Regions from separate parts of the Homo sapiens genome. Here regions 2, 3, 4 and 5 are each linked to region 1. The links are chromatin contacts, found by Hi-C or POLR2A ChIA-PET in ENCODE. All regions are on one chromosome and are shown on one strand. Each heading gives the region's core, a stretch centred on a gene start or an enhancer-like site at or near the end of the contact. The rest is flanking DNA. Distances are from core to core; before and after follow the strand shown. Region 1 holds the start of JMJD6 (jumonji domain containing 6, arginine demethylase and lysine hydroxylase). Region 2 holds the start of TNRC6C (trinucleotide repeat containing adaptor 6C). Region 3 holds the start of SLC25A19 (solute carrier family 25 member 19). Region 4 holds the start of TSEN54 (tRNA splicing endonuclease subunit 54). Region 5 holds the start of GGA3 (golgi associated, gamma adaptin ear containing, ARF binding protein 3).

Region 1 (2,700 bases), core at 185-2,684:
GCCGAGGCGGGCAGATCACCTGAAGTCGGGAGTTCGAGACCAGCCTGACCAACATGGTGAAACCCCGTCTCTACTAAAAATACAAAATTAGCTGGGTGTGGTGGCGCATGCCTGTAATCCCAGTTACAGGAGGCTGAGGCAGGAGAAGCGCTTGAACTCGGGAGATGGAGGTTGCTGTGAGCCGAGATCGCACCACGGCACTGCAGCCTGGGCTACAAGAGTGACGCTCTGTCTCAAAAAAAAAAAAAAAAAAAAAAGAAAAGGATTTTAACCACTTAGCTGCAGAATACTTTACCTGTAAGGGGGCCTGCGCTTCTCCCCAGCATACTGGAAAAGGTCATCAGTGAAAAACTTTGGCACCTTGTAGTCTTCCAAAAGTTTCCTTCTTTTAGGGTGTTCACCATAGCTGCTGTCAAAGATGTAAAGGGGACTATCATCTCGAGTGCTCTCCATGTACTCGATGTAGTATTTCATCTTCATCTTCACTGAGTAGCCATCGTTATCCTCACCACACTTGAACTTCTGGTTCCGATATTTCCTTTTTAGGCGCTCCAGAGTCCATTTCTCCTGCGCAGACCAGCCCTCTTGCGCATTCAACAAAACCACGGGCTTGTAAGGTCTTTCATACCGCTCCACAAATTCTTCCACAGACAGCTGTAAAGCATCTGCCCTTTCCACGTTATCCTGAGGGAATTAAAAAAGACCTGTCCAGTTAAAAAAAAAAAAAAAGTCCAGTGGCAGATAAGGGTGTCCCCAAGGCCAACTGGTAATGACAAACCGAAGGAAGTTGACTCTCGTCTGGCTCCTCCGGGGTGGGGGCAGGGCGCGTGCGTGAGGCCACGTCGTTCCTAGAGCCACCCCCCATGAGCCTTGACAGCCAGGTCCCCTAGGGGACCCGCCGCCCAAAGGAGTCAGGGACGACGGGCCTTCTAGTTGAGAGCGCCACAGGCGTGGGACTCCCGTCGTCCGCCAGAGCAGACGGGCGGCCACAGCACGGGAGGAAGCAGACCCGCCCCGGAATCCGCGCCTCGGGGACCCCAAACTCCGCGGGGTGCGGGTGAGCCTCTACGAGGTCCCGGGCGCTCGGGGCGAGGGCAGCCTCGGGCCCAGAGAAAGGTGCGTAGCGGCTGGAGGTGCCGATGCCCGGCCTGGCCACCCCCGCCCGACCCGCTCACCGCCACGGCCGCCGGGCTCAGCGAGAAGCTCTCGTAGTAGTTGTGCCGGGTCCAATCCAGCGAGTCCTTGAGCTCCGGCCGCGCACTCCGCTTGGCCTCGCGGATGCGCTTCTTGCTCTTGTGGTTCATTCTGCGGGGTCGCCAGCTGGTTCCGCTACGACCTCGGCGCAGCCCGCTTCCTGACACTAACGCACCCCTCCCCGGCCTGGGCGGCGGCGACGGCAGTACCCAAACGCCCTTCGCTCAGTCCCGGCGCCTTTAAAGTCGCCTTCCAGAAAATTCACTCCCCAGCCACCTCCCGAGCCTCGGGTTGGGCAAGCGGCCGCCGTCTTCCCCGCCCCGACGCCTCTCGCGGTTTTCCATTGGCTTTGGCTCCCCTGGGGTACTCCTTCACATACGGCGGGCCTCCGCCATGTTGGGAAGGTCACGTCGGCTGCGTCACCGCCCCGCCCCGCCCCGCCCCTCCCCTCCCGCGCTGCCGCTGTGCCCATCACTTCCGGTCGCGCCAGCCGCCCGTTGCCAGTTCTGCGCGTGTGAGTCTCTTTCGCCTTGCTCCGGGCTTTCTTCGCTCGCAGCGCGGCAGGGTTATCACCAGATCTGGGCTTTCCCCTTCTTGCCGTCAGGTGCTACGGCCACGTGGCCCGCGGCTTCCCGCTCGCGCAGTCTGGCAGCCCGGAGCCTTCCGCGGTCCCCCGCCCGCCCGGGGCCCAACGACGCCCTACTGGGCGAGCACGATTTCCGAGGACAGGGGGTCCGGGCCCAGCGCTTTCGATTCTCGGAGGAGCCGGGTCCGGGGGCCGACGGGGCTGTCCTGGAGGTCCACGTCCCGCAGGTGCGTGCAGCAGCACCCGCCAGGAGGCGCCTGAGGTCAGGAGCGGATGTCGGCTGACTTGGCTGGGTTCCTGAGGGACCGGGGGTGCGGACGCTCAGCTGCGCAGCTTCCTGCTTTAGGTTGACCCCCGGAGCAAAAACGTCGGATATGAAGCCCTTCGGTGCATTAAATGTCTCTCAGTAAGAATTTTGGAGACCCTGCCAAGAAGTGACCCTGGTCACTATGTTGGTCAGGCTGGTCTCGAACTGTAAGCTTAAGTGATCCTCCTGCCTCGGCCTCCCAAAGTGCTAGGATTACAGGCATGAGCCACTGCGCCGGGCCGGCTTTCTCCACATCGAATCTTTCCTGCCAGGAAAGTGACATTCTTGACTGACCTCTAATGCTTCTTTTGATCTTGTCCAAGGGTTTCTTGATTCATCCTTATCTCTCACTTTTGTGTGAGTTTTGGGATCAGGGTTTCCAGTTTTATTTGGTGCCCAAAGTGTTTCTTGGGTTGGACCTCGCTTCTTCCTCTAAGCTCACAGCTACAACAAAACTCTCAATAATAATTCTTTTTCTTTTCTTTTTTTTGAGACACTGTCTCGCTCTGGCGCCCAGGCTGGAGCGCAGTGGCGCGATCACAGCTCACTGCAACCTCCAACTCCCGGATTCAAGTGATCCTCCCGCCTGCCTAAGTGCTGGGATTGCAGGAGT
Region 2 (2,700 bases), core at 28-2,527, 1.2 Mb after region 1:
TGGCAGTAAGAAGAAAGGAGCTCATGGGACCCTGAAGGGAAACGAGAGCGGGGAATTTGTCTCTTTCATCCACAGTCGTTTCAAAGCATGACACTTGCGGTAACAAAATTGCATTGCGAAAGTACTAGTGTGTTATTATCTCCTCTTCAAGACAGGGACACGTAGACAGGGAATGGCCTCTTCCAATACCAACTTCCAAGTAGCACTGCTGATCCTCCACTGAACGATGGGGGAAAAGCTAGCCTGCTTCTGCGACCTTGCATGAAAATGGAGAAAATTCTTGGTTTCAAAATCTTCTCCTGGCTTGAACCGAAAGTTAAAAAGGGACTTTTCGAATTGCACATTGCGCCTGACCTTACCTACCACTAATGAATAATGGATATCGAGGAGCCGTGGAATGGAGGATCACGGCGGCGTACGGAGCACCGGGGAGGAATCGTGGGGTGCGTAGGCGCCGGAGCGCCCGGGTTCGGCCCGGACCGAAGGCTTGCGCGGTGAAGGTGTGGTGTCTGTGCTCCGGGGAAAGGGCTGTCTCCCCGGGGGACTGTTTCGCAGCGAGGCTTGTTTTGCTCGCAGCTGGGCGCTCCCTGGGGAGCGACTGAGCGCAAGGGCGGGCCGGGAGGCGCGAGGCGAGCACGATGCTCCAGGGCCCCAAGGACTCGTGTGCGTGTGCGTGTGCAAAGTGGGGCGGTGCAGGGCGTGTGCACGGCACGGGCGAGACGCGCGCCGGTGCGGGCGCCGGGCGCCGCCGGGCGCAATTACAGCATAAAGCCCGGGCGCCGCGGGGCGCTGGCCCGGAGAACCCACCGGACGCGCAGAACCGGATCGGCACCCCTCCCGCCAGCACCCTAACGCGGAGCCACAGCGCCCAGGGACCGGAGGGCAGGCGGCGGCGGTAAAGGACACCACGCAAGTCTCCACGTAACCCCCCCGAGCAGTGCAAGCTCCCAGGACTGGCGCGCGTCCCGGCCACTCGGAGCGCGCACCGCTCGCACCCCGGCGCGCTCCCCGCGCGGTGCAGGGAACCACAGCGCGGGCGGGTATTAAGGGGAAAGGAGGAGGCGTGGCCTGGCCGAGGAGCCAATGGGCCGGGAGGGGCGCGCGGGGGAGGAGCTCAGGTGCAGAGTGCCGATTGGCCAGTTCGCCCTCCGGTATGCAGATACGGTGGGAGTCACGTGCTAGGGGCCGGGACGACTTCCTGTTGGAGGCCAACGCGGGGCGGGGAAGGGGGCGCGAGCGCCCCGTCTGGCTGAAGCGGGGGGAGGGGGGTTCTTGTCAGTTAGAGCAACAAGATGGCCGCGGTGGCAGCTCCGCACCTCAGCGCGACGGCCCCGGGAGCCGTAGCCGCCGCCGCCGGCCCCGCCGCCGCGCAGTCTTGAGCGCCGCCCGGGCCGCCCCCTGACAGGGCAGTCCCAGCGCCCGCCGCGCTCCCGCCGCCGTCACCGTCGCAGTAGCCGCGGGCCCGCCCGAGCCGGAGGCGGAGGGAGCGGAGCGGCCCCGCGCCCAGCCGTCCGCAGCTGCCACCGCCGCCGCCGCCGCCGCCTAGGACCCGGACCCCGCCGGAGCCGCATCCCGCCGGGCGTGAGGAGGAGGACGCGTCGCGGCGTTGCCGGGGCCGGACCTGGACCTGCCGGGACGCGCCGCCGCCCACTCGCCCGCGCCGCCGCCGCAGCCGCCGCCGCCGCCCGCGCCGGGACCTGAGTCCGTGGCGCCGGCGCTGAGCGGGCCCCCGCCGCCCGCGCACTCCCGAGGCCCTCGGGCGGTTGTTCGTGCCGCCGCCGCCGCCAGGCCCGCGCCACCGGAGCCCCGCGGAGCCGCCGCCGCCGCCGGGGACGGAGCCCAGGTGAGCGCGGCAGTCCGCCCGCTCCTCGCCGCAGCCGCAACTTTGCCGGGAGGTTCGCGGGCCCTTTGTTCGGCCGAGCCGAGCCGGGGCGGGCGCTGGCCCCTAGCGACCCGCGTGCGGCGCCAGGCCCCGGGCCGGCCGGGTTTGAGGGGAGCGGCGGGAAGCGGCCGGGGCCGGGGCGCGTGTGTGCTAGTGTGAGACGGGGCTGTGCAGACGCCCGGTGTGCATCACAATCAAACGGGAGTGGAATGGAGGGCTGAAGATGGATGTGCCCCCTCCCTTTTAAAACTCATGCAGCGGTGAAATTCGGTCCTTTCCGGGCAGCCCCCCGCAGATTTTGCACTGGTGATGGCAGGCGCGAACCCGCCGTGTTTTGGTGCAGGAGCCCGGTGCCGTTGTTTGGGGGAAGAGAAAAACCCGGGGCGTGCTGCGGGTGGGCGGAGAAGGACCCCTGGGCGCTCTGCGGCTCTGAAATCAGGTGGATTTTCTAACGGTGCTGCGGACTGCGGAGTAATGCGTATGAGGAAAACGAGCCGTACAACATCTGTCCTGTTATCAGATAACGTAACCCGAGCGCCTGGTTGCCGCCTCTGCTTTAAGCGGTGCCTCCTTTGCACCTTTACCTTGAGGACGAGATTTAATTAATTGATTCGTAGCTATGAAAATGTGCAGATGTGGATGTGGGGGTTCCCTGCCTGTTAACCTGGGGAAGAAATAACTGGCAAGCATGTTACACGGAGCTTTGGGGATCTTAGCAAAAATGAAGGCTTGCTGCTTGGATGTTGTGCCGGGAGGTAGGGGAGGAGGAGCCGCTAGATCGTGGCTGCACCTATTGCATTCGAAGGCATTTGACGGTA
Region 3 (2,700 bases), core at 148-2,647, 1.4 Mb before region 1:
TGGGAGGCTGAGGAGGGAGAATCACGTGAGCCTGGGAGGCAGAGGTTGCAGTGAGCTGAAATCACGCCATTGCACTCCAGCCTGGGCTACAGAGTGAGACTCCGTCTCAAAAACAAAAAAACAAAACAAAACAAAAAAGAAAATGACGCTCCTGGGCTCCCCTGACTCAGACCTACTGACCTCTTCAGCCTCACTCTGGACCACTCTTCCCCTTCCCTCATTTAACCAGAGTGGTCTGACTGCTTCTGCCCAGTTCCTGGAAAACTCGGGGAGCACTCCTATCAATTGCCTTGCCTCTACTCCTCCAGTTCCCTACGTCTGAAATACAGCCCCACTCTCAGCCCCTACTCACTTTTTCAAGGCTAGCTCCTCTCATCCACCAGAGCTCAGCTAAAAAGCATCCCTTCCAGGAGATGTACTTTTTTCCTTTTTTGTAAAAACAAAAAACAAAAACAGTAATACCTACATACGGTCTGTAGAGTTGTACAAAGCATAGAAAGAAGTCTGTAACCACACACATCAACAGGTAGTTGGTAACTGATCACAGGGAGAAGGGCTGAGAAGGGAAAAAGGAAGGTAGACCTGTCGATAATTCTATACTGTTTGAATTTGTTATGGCAAAAAAAAAAAAAAAAAATCCCTAAAACTAGCCTTCAGAATTACCCTAGTTCTTGAATACTTGTAGTAGTGGGGGTGGGGGTGGGGGAGGAGGGGAGATACTACCTACAGGATGGCAGCCTCCACCCCAGACATCAATTCCTTTTCTCCTCTCACCCACCCTGGAACTCCTCCCCAGGCGCCCATGAGGAAGTTTAAACACGCGGCAAGCGACTGAGAGGCAAAACCTCTCCAGGGGTTACCCAGGGACCGCTCAGGTCACACTGAGCAGCGTGTTTCCCGCCCATCTGGGCAGAAAGGAGGAGCAAGCCCGAGTGGCAGGTGTCCTGGATCGCTGTCAGGAGACCGGAGCATACCAGGCTCTTCCTGGTGTTCGGGTGCCCATGTGCCCAAGGGCTCAGCTGAGCAAATCTGCAGAGGTCCCCGTGTGGGTACCTAGGTGTCCACGTGTGCCTCGGGGTGTGTTTTTTCTCCTTGAGTCCGAGGGGACGCCCTGGAGCTCAGGTGCTCAAGGGCGTGCGCGGGGCTCGGCCGCCGGTGTCCCTGGAGATGCTTCTCTGGTCTGGTGTGACACGTGTGTACACAGTCCCCGCCCTCTCGTGAGCGCCCGGGTGCGTGTGCTCCCTCCCGACCACCCTGAGGAGCGAGGGTGCTGGTCCCCGAGAGGGCGGCGAGAAGGACGGAGGTAGAGGTTACTCACACGGCTCGGCGGGTGCGGCCCGGCTCAGCGCTCTCCGCTCTCTCTAGCTCCTCGCGCAGTCTTAACAGCAAAACTCTACTGAGCTCGGACGAAACTGGCGGGCTCCTGGGCCAATCACCGTGCAGCTCCCCGCCAGACGCTGGACCAATGGTTGTGCGCTTGAGGTCTGGCAACCGCCTCCCGCAAGATATCACCGGGTAATGTAGTCCTTCGCGACCAAGGGCAGGACAGCTGGACGGCGCACAGCTTCCTGGGAGATGTAGTCCGGCTGCTCGCGGGCGCGCGAGTTCGACCGACGCGTTAGAAGGAGGTGCCTTGCGAAGCCGGGCTGCGACCTTAGGGGTCGCCGTGCTCTGGCGTGTGACTCGAAAGTCAGCCTGCAGGCGGGGTCCAAGGTTAGGGCGCGGTAGACTTGACCCGCTTTCCTCAAACTCTGTTAATGCCAGAACCCGGATAATCTCAACTTGGTAAAGATGGCAGGAAGCCTAGCAAAAAGCTGGAGGACGTCGGGAAGAGAATAGATGAGAACAGTCCCCTCGGGGACGGGGAAGGCAAAAACACGAGTGTCCCCCCCTCTCACCCCGAGTTTTAGTATTTCTCATTATAAAAGTAATATTAAAAGTATATAGACAGAAAATATAGAAAGGAAGGAGGAAATGACTCATCCTACCGCCCGCACACAACTAGCGTCACGGTTTTGCGCGACAGTATTGCCTCCTGACTTTTTAATTGCATTTTTATATTCGTGTTATCATTTTGACGCACAATTTTAAGACATTTTTATTGTAGAAAATTTCAAGATACACAGAAGTGGAATAACCCGATGAAGCCGCGTAGAGTCGCTCTCCGACCTCAGCAGTTACGCGACTCATGGGGCAATCTTGTTTCCTCTATTTCTGCACCTACCTCGCACGCGCTGCCCAGCGTTATTCTGAAGTAAATACCATCACGTGTTTTCACCAGTAAATATTTCAGTATGTGTCTTTAAAGGACAAGCATTCCCTTTTTAATACGTATACATTATGCTTCACACACACACAAAACTGTCACTCCGACCCCCCAAAAAAACTTTTAATATCAAATATGAATTAGTGTTTACACTTTTCTGAAAGAAAGAAATGTTCTTCTTTTTTTTTTTTTTTTTTTTTTTTTTTTTTTTTTTTTTTTTTTGAGACAGTTTTGCTCTTGTCGCCCAGGCTGGAGTGCAATGGTGCTATTTCAGCTCACTGCAACCTTTGCCTCTGGGGTTCACACGATTCTCCTGCCTCAGCCTCCCGAGTAGCTGGGATTACACGCGTGCACCACTATGCCCAGCTAATTTTTTGTATCTTTAGTAGAGATGGGGTTTTGCCATGTTGGTCAGTCTGGTCTCAAACTTTTTT
Region 4 (2,500 bases), core at 1-2,500, 1.2 Mb before region 1:
AAAAGGGGCGCGAGGAGGACGGAAGGAGCGGGGAGATGGAGGTGCCCGCCGACCCCGCAAGAAAAGTTAGTTTGCGCCCGCCCCCAGGGGCGCTGACCCCCAGCGCGGGCCCCGCAGCCTCACCTCTCCCGGCCGCCCGCCGGGGTCCGGCTGGCCCTGCTCGGTCCCTGGCACTCAGGACGGTGGCTCCCACTCCCCCCTGCCCCCCTTTCTCCTTCTCCTTTTCCAAGGCCGGCTCGGCGCCTCCCGCAGGAAATCCCGCCCCTCCCCCCTCCCTCCCGCCGGATCGGGAACGGAGGGACCGTCCCGGCCGCGCAGTCAGGCTGTCAGTCAGCACCGGCGGCTCCGCCCCCATCCGCGCCAGATCCCGCCCCAACTCGTGCCCGCCCGGACCGGGGGCGCTGACCGGATCAGCGCATGCGCCCAGGTGAAACGGAGGGGCGGGGGGCGCGGGGGCAGAGGTGACCTGGGGCTCTGGACTTAGACCCAAGGGCTAGACACCCCGGGTCTGACTGGTGGGAGAGAAGACGTAATGTGAAGGGGGTTGGCAACCAAGACGCGGGACCCCACTTGCAGTACCCCCCGTCTGCGGCCGGCGTCGCCCACCCGCAGCCGCCGGCCGGGCAATGGCACCACCTAGCGGACGGCACCAGTGCGGGGACCCCAGCCTCGAGGAGGCGCTCGTGCCGGGCGGAGGTGGCGCTTCAGCACCGTCGTGGGCCGGACAGCGCCTCCCGCCCCCGGCCCTCGAAACCTGGCTTCGGAGCCCAGCCGTAGGGACCGGACGGAAGACACCGAAGGAATGGCGAACCTCCCCGGACCGCTCCTGACAGTTCCCGGGTGGCCTTCGGCCTGCAAAGTCGGAATTTGCACACCCTCCGCTCGTCCTTCCCTGAGCCCTTCTGCCCTCCTTGCCCAGCCCGGGCGGTGGGGACTAAGCAGCGCGAGGCTGCAGAGGGGCGGTCACAAGTGTGACCATTCGCACTGCACTCCAGACGCCGGCTCCTCAGGCTTTACTGGAGAGAAGCCCCGAGGAGGGCTAGGGGCAAAAGAGGGGCCTTCTGCATCTCCAGCAACCTGCGGGCTGAGCTCCCAGACCCGGCGTCGGGGTGCGCTTCCGGGCGGGCGCTAGGACCGGGGACAATCAGGAGGGCGCAGAGCGGGCTGGGGCGGTGCAGGGGGCGGGGCTGCCGCGGCATTGCGGATCGGCGGGCACTAGGGCAGCGCGGAGCTCCGGCGGTGGGCGGGGCGTGGCGGCGCGCGCAGCGGCAGGCGGCGGCGGGATGGAGCCCGAGCCCGAGCCCGCGGCCGTGGAGGTTCCCGCGGGGCGCGTGCTCAGGTGCGGCGCGGCCCGGCCGGAGTGGGTGTCGGGGGCGCGGGGCCAGCGCGGGTAGGGAAACCGGCGCCCGGGACCCGGCCAGGCGGCCCCCGATGCGCGGCGCTGACCCCGCGTCCCCTTCTCCCCCAGCGCCCGGGAGCTCTTCGCCGCCCGCTCGCGGTCGCAGAAGCTGCCCCAGCGCTCGCATGGCCCCAAGGACTTTCTGCCCGACGGCTCGGCAGCTCAGGCCGAGCGGCTGCGCCGGTGCCGGGAAGAGCTCTGGCAGCTGCTGGCAGAGCAGCGCGTGGAGCGCCTGTGAGAGGGGCGGGCCCAGGGGTAAGGGAAGCGGGGGCGAGGCGGGCCGCGGGGTCTCCGGAATGGACTGACGCAGACCCCTCCCCACTCCTCGCCAGGGGCAGCTTGGTGGCTGCCGAGTGGAGGCCAGAAGAGGGCTTCGTGGAGTTGAAGTCTCCCGCGGTGAGCGGCGGGCTCGGGGACCGGGGACCGCCCTCCCTGCCCTCCCTGCCCTCCCTCCCTTGTGACACTTGCTCTGGGCCCCACACAGGGCAAATTCTGGCAGACCATGGGCTTCTCAGAGCAGGGCCGGCAGCGCCTTCACCCGGAAGAGGCCTTGTATCTTCTGGAGTGTGTAAGTGGGGCCCGGGAGGTGGGGAAGGAGTTGGGACCAAAGAACGGGAAGGACACGTTTTATCGGAGAAAAAGCACACACAACCCGGTCTTTAGAGAACTGATAACCAAACTTCTAAAGCAGGAGGTGGTACGTTGCAGGGAGCAGGGATTCCAGTCCACATTAGTGATGCTGCCCCACTTTCCTGGTTGGCCACATTCTTGATGCGCTGCTGAGAGGGGGAGGGGGAGGTATCAGAGCTGGGAAGTTGCCCCATTCCTCTGTGGCACTGTAGTGAGGGCTCATAAGCTGAGCTGTTGGCCCCACTTCCAGGGCTCCATCCACCTCTTCCACCAAGACCTGCCACTGTCTATCCAGGAAGCTTACCAGCTGCTGCTGACCGACCACACTGTGACCTTCCTGCAGTACCAGGTATCTGCCACCACCCCGCCTCCGGGAGCCACCCATCCACTGAATCAATGAGTATTGACAAGTACCCATAAGGTGCCAGGCACAGTGTCACATGCTGGGGCTGCAGGGCAGACGAGGGCTAT
Region 5 (2,700 bases), core at 25-2,524, 1.5 Mb before region 1:
TGAAATTATGGCAGTAGTGCCTGCTTTGCTAGAATACTTGGTAAACTAATTTAATGAATATCTGTAAAGTACTTTGAGCTCCTTGGAGAACACTTCCATATATAAAGAAGCCTTATGACCTGCCTGCAACTGCAGATTTTGCAAACGTGATCTTACTTTTTCTCTCTTTTGGGATATGCTCCCCTTTAAACTGAAGCTCAACCTCCTGAAGGGGGTTTCTTACTAGGAAAAATCAGACAATTTGAGGAAATAGCTATCACCTCCAAGATCCCGGAAGCAGTACTAAATAAGAGACCTCAGAACAAGGCAATACTAGGTATCTCACCTATCCCATTACCAGTCCAATTTCTCTCTCCACTTAAAGGAGGCTTCCAGGTCTAGCCTACAGGAAAGTTCACTTATTAACCCTCAGGCAGAGTACTACCTGCTAACCAGGTTAACACACATTTCCTTCGTAGCACTGTAATTCACAGTGCAATGACAGCAATACGCTTCTATAACTACAGCTTCAGACTGTGCTCCTCAGCCTTACTCAGAATAGGCTATCAACACTGACTCGTTAGGATATTCAAGGGGGTATATGTATGTGTGTGGGGGGGGAATTCCCGACACCGATTTCACCATGCTTCTGTGGTCACTGCAGGAAAAAGGTAGAGCTCTCTGTTCTCTATCATCGCTCTCTTTGGAATATTATTCTCACTTCAAGCATTCTGCCTGAGCGAAGCCGTCACTTCTCCAACACATGGTCACAATTCTGAAGCTGCCAGGCGACTGAACGCAGTCGGCAGCACCCACCACTACCGGAGACTCAGCCCCAATCCGAAGCTTCTCCCTTAGTCAGGGATTGGGGCGCTGGGTTCCTGGTGTCACCGCCGGGCGGCGACCCCACCACAATCTCCCCAAAGCGCCGAAGCATGTCAGCCCGAAGATCTTGGCTGTCGCCTTTCCCCGAGCCTGCGGTGCCCGACAGGAGCCCGAGTTCACGCCGCCGCGCGCCAGAGCAAGAGGACGCGCCGCAGCGAGGGAAGCGGGGGCCGGACTGGGGCCCGGCGCCCTGATAGGGAAGGGGCGTGATCGCAGGCTGCTCGCGGCGAGGGCGAGACCGGGCGTGGGCTGCCAAGAGGCGACGCCGTGGAGCCCGGGGAGGGGACGTGGGGGTGAAGACAGGGGCAGCCCAGCGGCTCGAGGGCAGGCAGAAACGGCCGCGGCTACTCACTGAGCCAGGACTCCAGGCTTTCCCCTTCCGCCTCCGCCATATTGCAGCCGCCCGGCCCCGCGGCTTCAAAACTCGCGAGAGTCTGCACGAGCTGAGACGGGGCGGGGCCTGCATGGGGTCCTGAGAGGAGTGAGTGCCGTCACCGAGGGCCGCGCCAGACTGCGACGGATACAGGGAGGGCAAGGGTTTCCTTTTGGCGCTCCCCTTTGGACCCCGGAGTGAAAAACTCTAACGTCCAGATCAGTGGAGAGAAACGCAGATTTAGGACCCTGAGGAGTCTTTTTCACCCGTTTCCCGTCACTCGCTCAGGCGCGCCGAGGGCAGTCCTTGTGGGGTCCTCGTGGCCAGCCAAGATGGCTGCCCCCGCAGTGAAGGTTGCCCGAGGATGGTCGGGCCTGGCGTTGGGCGTGCGGCGGGCTGTCTTGCAGCTTCCAGGGTGAGAGGGTGGCGAGCAGCGGCGGGGGGGCGCTGCGAGGAAGGAAGGGGGCCACAGGCAGGCCGCGTGGGCCCCTAGAGAGAGCATTGCCCTGGGGGCCGGAGTATCTGGATTCAAGCTTCTAAGTTAGCTGCGTGACCCTGCGCCAATCCGAAGGTTTAGTGACTACCTCTCGCCTAAGGAGTCTGGCTGATCTAGGGTTCTAACGCGGAGCTGAAAGTGCGGTTCAGCTAAAGAGCTCAGATCTGGGATCGCCTGTGAATTGGGATGGGTGTGTAGGCGCCAAGCCCATCCTTACCGTTAGCACTTGACCAGGAGGAGACTTTACCCGCCTGCTTGGGGAATGTCCTCCTACTTGGGACAAGGGCCTGAATTGTTGTGGCTCAGGTTTAGCTCGCGGTCTCCGCGCCGCTCCCCCTCGTCGGCGCGTTGGCAGTCATGCCTATTGTTAAGTCAAACCTACTCGCTTGTGGAGTCAGCTTTTGCCTGCCTCCTCCTTTCCCCCCCTCCCAGGCTAACTCAGGTGAGATGGAGCCGCTATAGTCCTGAATTCAAGGATCCCTTGATTGACAAGGAATATTATCGCAAGCCAGTGGAGGAGCTAACTGAGGAGGAGAAATATGTTCGGGAGCTCAAGAAGACTCAGCTCATCAAAGCTGCTCCAGCAGGGAAAACAAGTTCTGTGTTTGAAGACCCAGTCATCAGGTTAGATGGAAACAAACACTTGTTACATGGACTGGGACTATCCCAGGGAGGGTTTCTGGTGAGGATTCTGTGATACAGCCTTGGAGAGCTAAACGTGTTGCTTTTCTCTTTGAAGTAAATTCACCAACATGATGATGATAGGAGGAAACAAAGTACTGGCCAGATCCCTCATGATTCAGGTAAACAGCACTTCCCTCCTCAGTCATCTTTCTTGCCCCCCTACCCCGTAGCCTTGTACTTGGTACTTTCAGTGTAGCTTAAGAGCAAATGGATTCATGTATCTATTATTCAGATTAACTTCCCTGCATGTGTACGGGCTTTAATGAAGCCCTGTAAGAGTCAG

Evidence for each region. Hi-C counts contacts between places; a loop is a spot of excess contacts on that map. ChIA-PET counts read pairs that join two places held with the same protein, here RNA polymerase II (POLR2A). Pooled maps may share reads with other maps.
Region 2: a pooled map shows a loop between it and region 1 (21-fold over the local background). The contact joins the promoter of TNRC6C here to the promoter of JMJD6 in region 1. A Hi-C loop is called at or near these places in 3 of 168 maps with a recorded cell type or tissue (B cell, CD4-positive, alpha-beta memory T cell and naive thymus-derived CD4-positive, alpha-beta T cell), 6 of 37 single-sample maps with no recorded cell type and 14 of 50 pooled maps. POLR2A ChIA-PET finds 5 or more read pairs at or near these places in 6 of 52 experiments (B cell, CD4-positive, alpha-beta T cell, CD4-positive, alpha-beta memory T cell and 3 more).
Region 3: a pooled map shows a loop between it and region 1 (10-fold over the local background). The contact joins the promoter of SLC25A19 here to the promoter of JMJD6 in region 1. A Hi-C loop is called at or near these places in 1 of 37 single-sample maps with no recorded cell type and 8 of 50 pooled maps. POLR2A ChIA-PET finds 5 or more read pairs at or near these places in 1 of 52 experiments (HCT116).
Region 4: a pooled map shows a loop between it and region 1 (6-fold over the local background). The contact joins the promoter of TSEN54 here to the promoter of JMJD6 in region 1. A Hi-C loop is called at or near these places in 2 of 168 maps with a recorded cell type or tissue (B cell and tibial artery), 1 of 37 single-sample maps with no recorded cell type and 10 of 50 pooled maps. POLR2A ChIA-PET finds 5 or more read pairs at or near these places in 1 of 52 experiments (naive thymus-derived CD8-positive, alpha-beta T cell).
Region 5: a map of naive thymus-derived CD4-positive, alpha-beta T cell shows a loop between it and region 1 (37-fold over the local background). The contact joins the promoter of GGA3 here to the promoter of JMJD6 in region 1. A Hi-C loop is called at or near these places in 1 of 168 maps with a recorded cell type or tissue (naive thymus-derived CD4-positive, alpha-beta T cell) and 10 of 50 pooled maps. POLR2A ChIA-PET finds 5 or more read pairs at or near these places in 1 of 52 experiments (CD8-positive, alpha-beta T cell).

Annotation. Positions count from the first base shown.
Region 1 is chr17:76,725,172-76,727,871 of GRCh38, forward strand. JMJD6 (jumonji domain containing 6, arginine demethylase and lysine hydroxylase) reads right to left here and starts at 1,435. Exons shown (of 6, transcript NM_015167.3): 1 at 1,176-1,435; 2 at 296-684. The coding sequence starts at 1,304. METTL23 (methyltransferase 23, arginine) reads left to right here and starts at 1,668. Exons shown (of 5, transcript NM_001080510.5): 1 at 1,668-2,007. RefSeq lists enhancers at 1,308-1,937, 2,568-2,700 and silencers at 1,359-1,488, 1,599-2,048.
Region 2 is chr17:77,957,426-77,960,125 of GRCh38, forward strand. It overlaps TNRC6C (trinucleotide repeat containing adaptor 6C), which reads left to right and starts at 1,278. Exons shown (of 23, transcript NM_001142640.2): 1 at 1,278-1,843. RefSeq lists silencers at 893-942, 963-1,422 and enhancers at 1,095-1,654, 1,655-2,213.
Region 3 is chr17:75,288,036-75,290,735 of GRCh38, forward strand. SLC25A19 (solute carrier family 25 member 19) reads right to left here and starts at 1,398. Exons shown (of 8, transcript NM_001126121.2): 1 at 1,319-1,398; 2 at 467-556. RefSeq lists enhancers at 543-1,044, 1,477-1,676, 1,767-1,816, 1,857-1,906.
Region 4 is chr17:75,515,278-75,517,777 of GRCh38, forward strand. It overlaps TSEN54 (tRNA splicing endonuclease subunit 54), which reads left to right and starts at 1,251. Exons shown (of 11, transcript NM_207346.3): 1 at 1,251-1,339; 2 at 1,469-1,633; 3 at 1,732-1,795; 4 at 1,884-1,967; 5 at 2,280-2,378. The coding sequence starts at 1,284. CASKIN2 (CASK interacting protein 2) reads right to left here and starts at 260. Exons shown (of 20, transcript NM_020753.5): 1 at 124-260. RefSeq lists silencers at 110-719, 1,110-1,489 and an enhancer at 1,031-1,325.
Region 5 is chr17:75,260,332-75,263,031 of GRCh38, forward strand. GGA3 (golgi associated, gamma adaptin ear containing, ARF binding protein 3) reads right to left here and starts at 1,275. Exons shown (of 17, transcript NM_138619.4): 1 at 1,217-1,275. The coding sequence starts at 1,256. MRPS7 (mitochondrial ribosomal protein S7) reads left to right here and starts at 1,548. Exons shown (of 5, transcript NM_015971.4): 1 at 1,548-1,652; 2 at 2,166-2,357; 3 at 2,473-2,536. The coding sequence starts at 1,570. RefSeq lists enhancers at 681-780, 1,251-1,660, 1,457-2,334.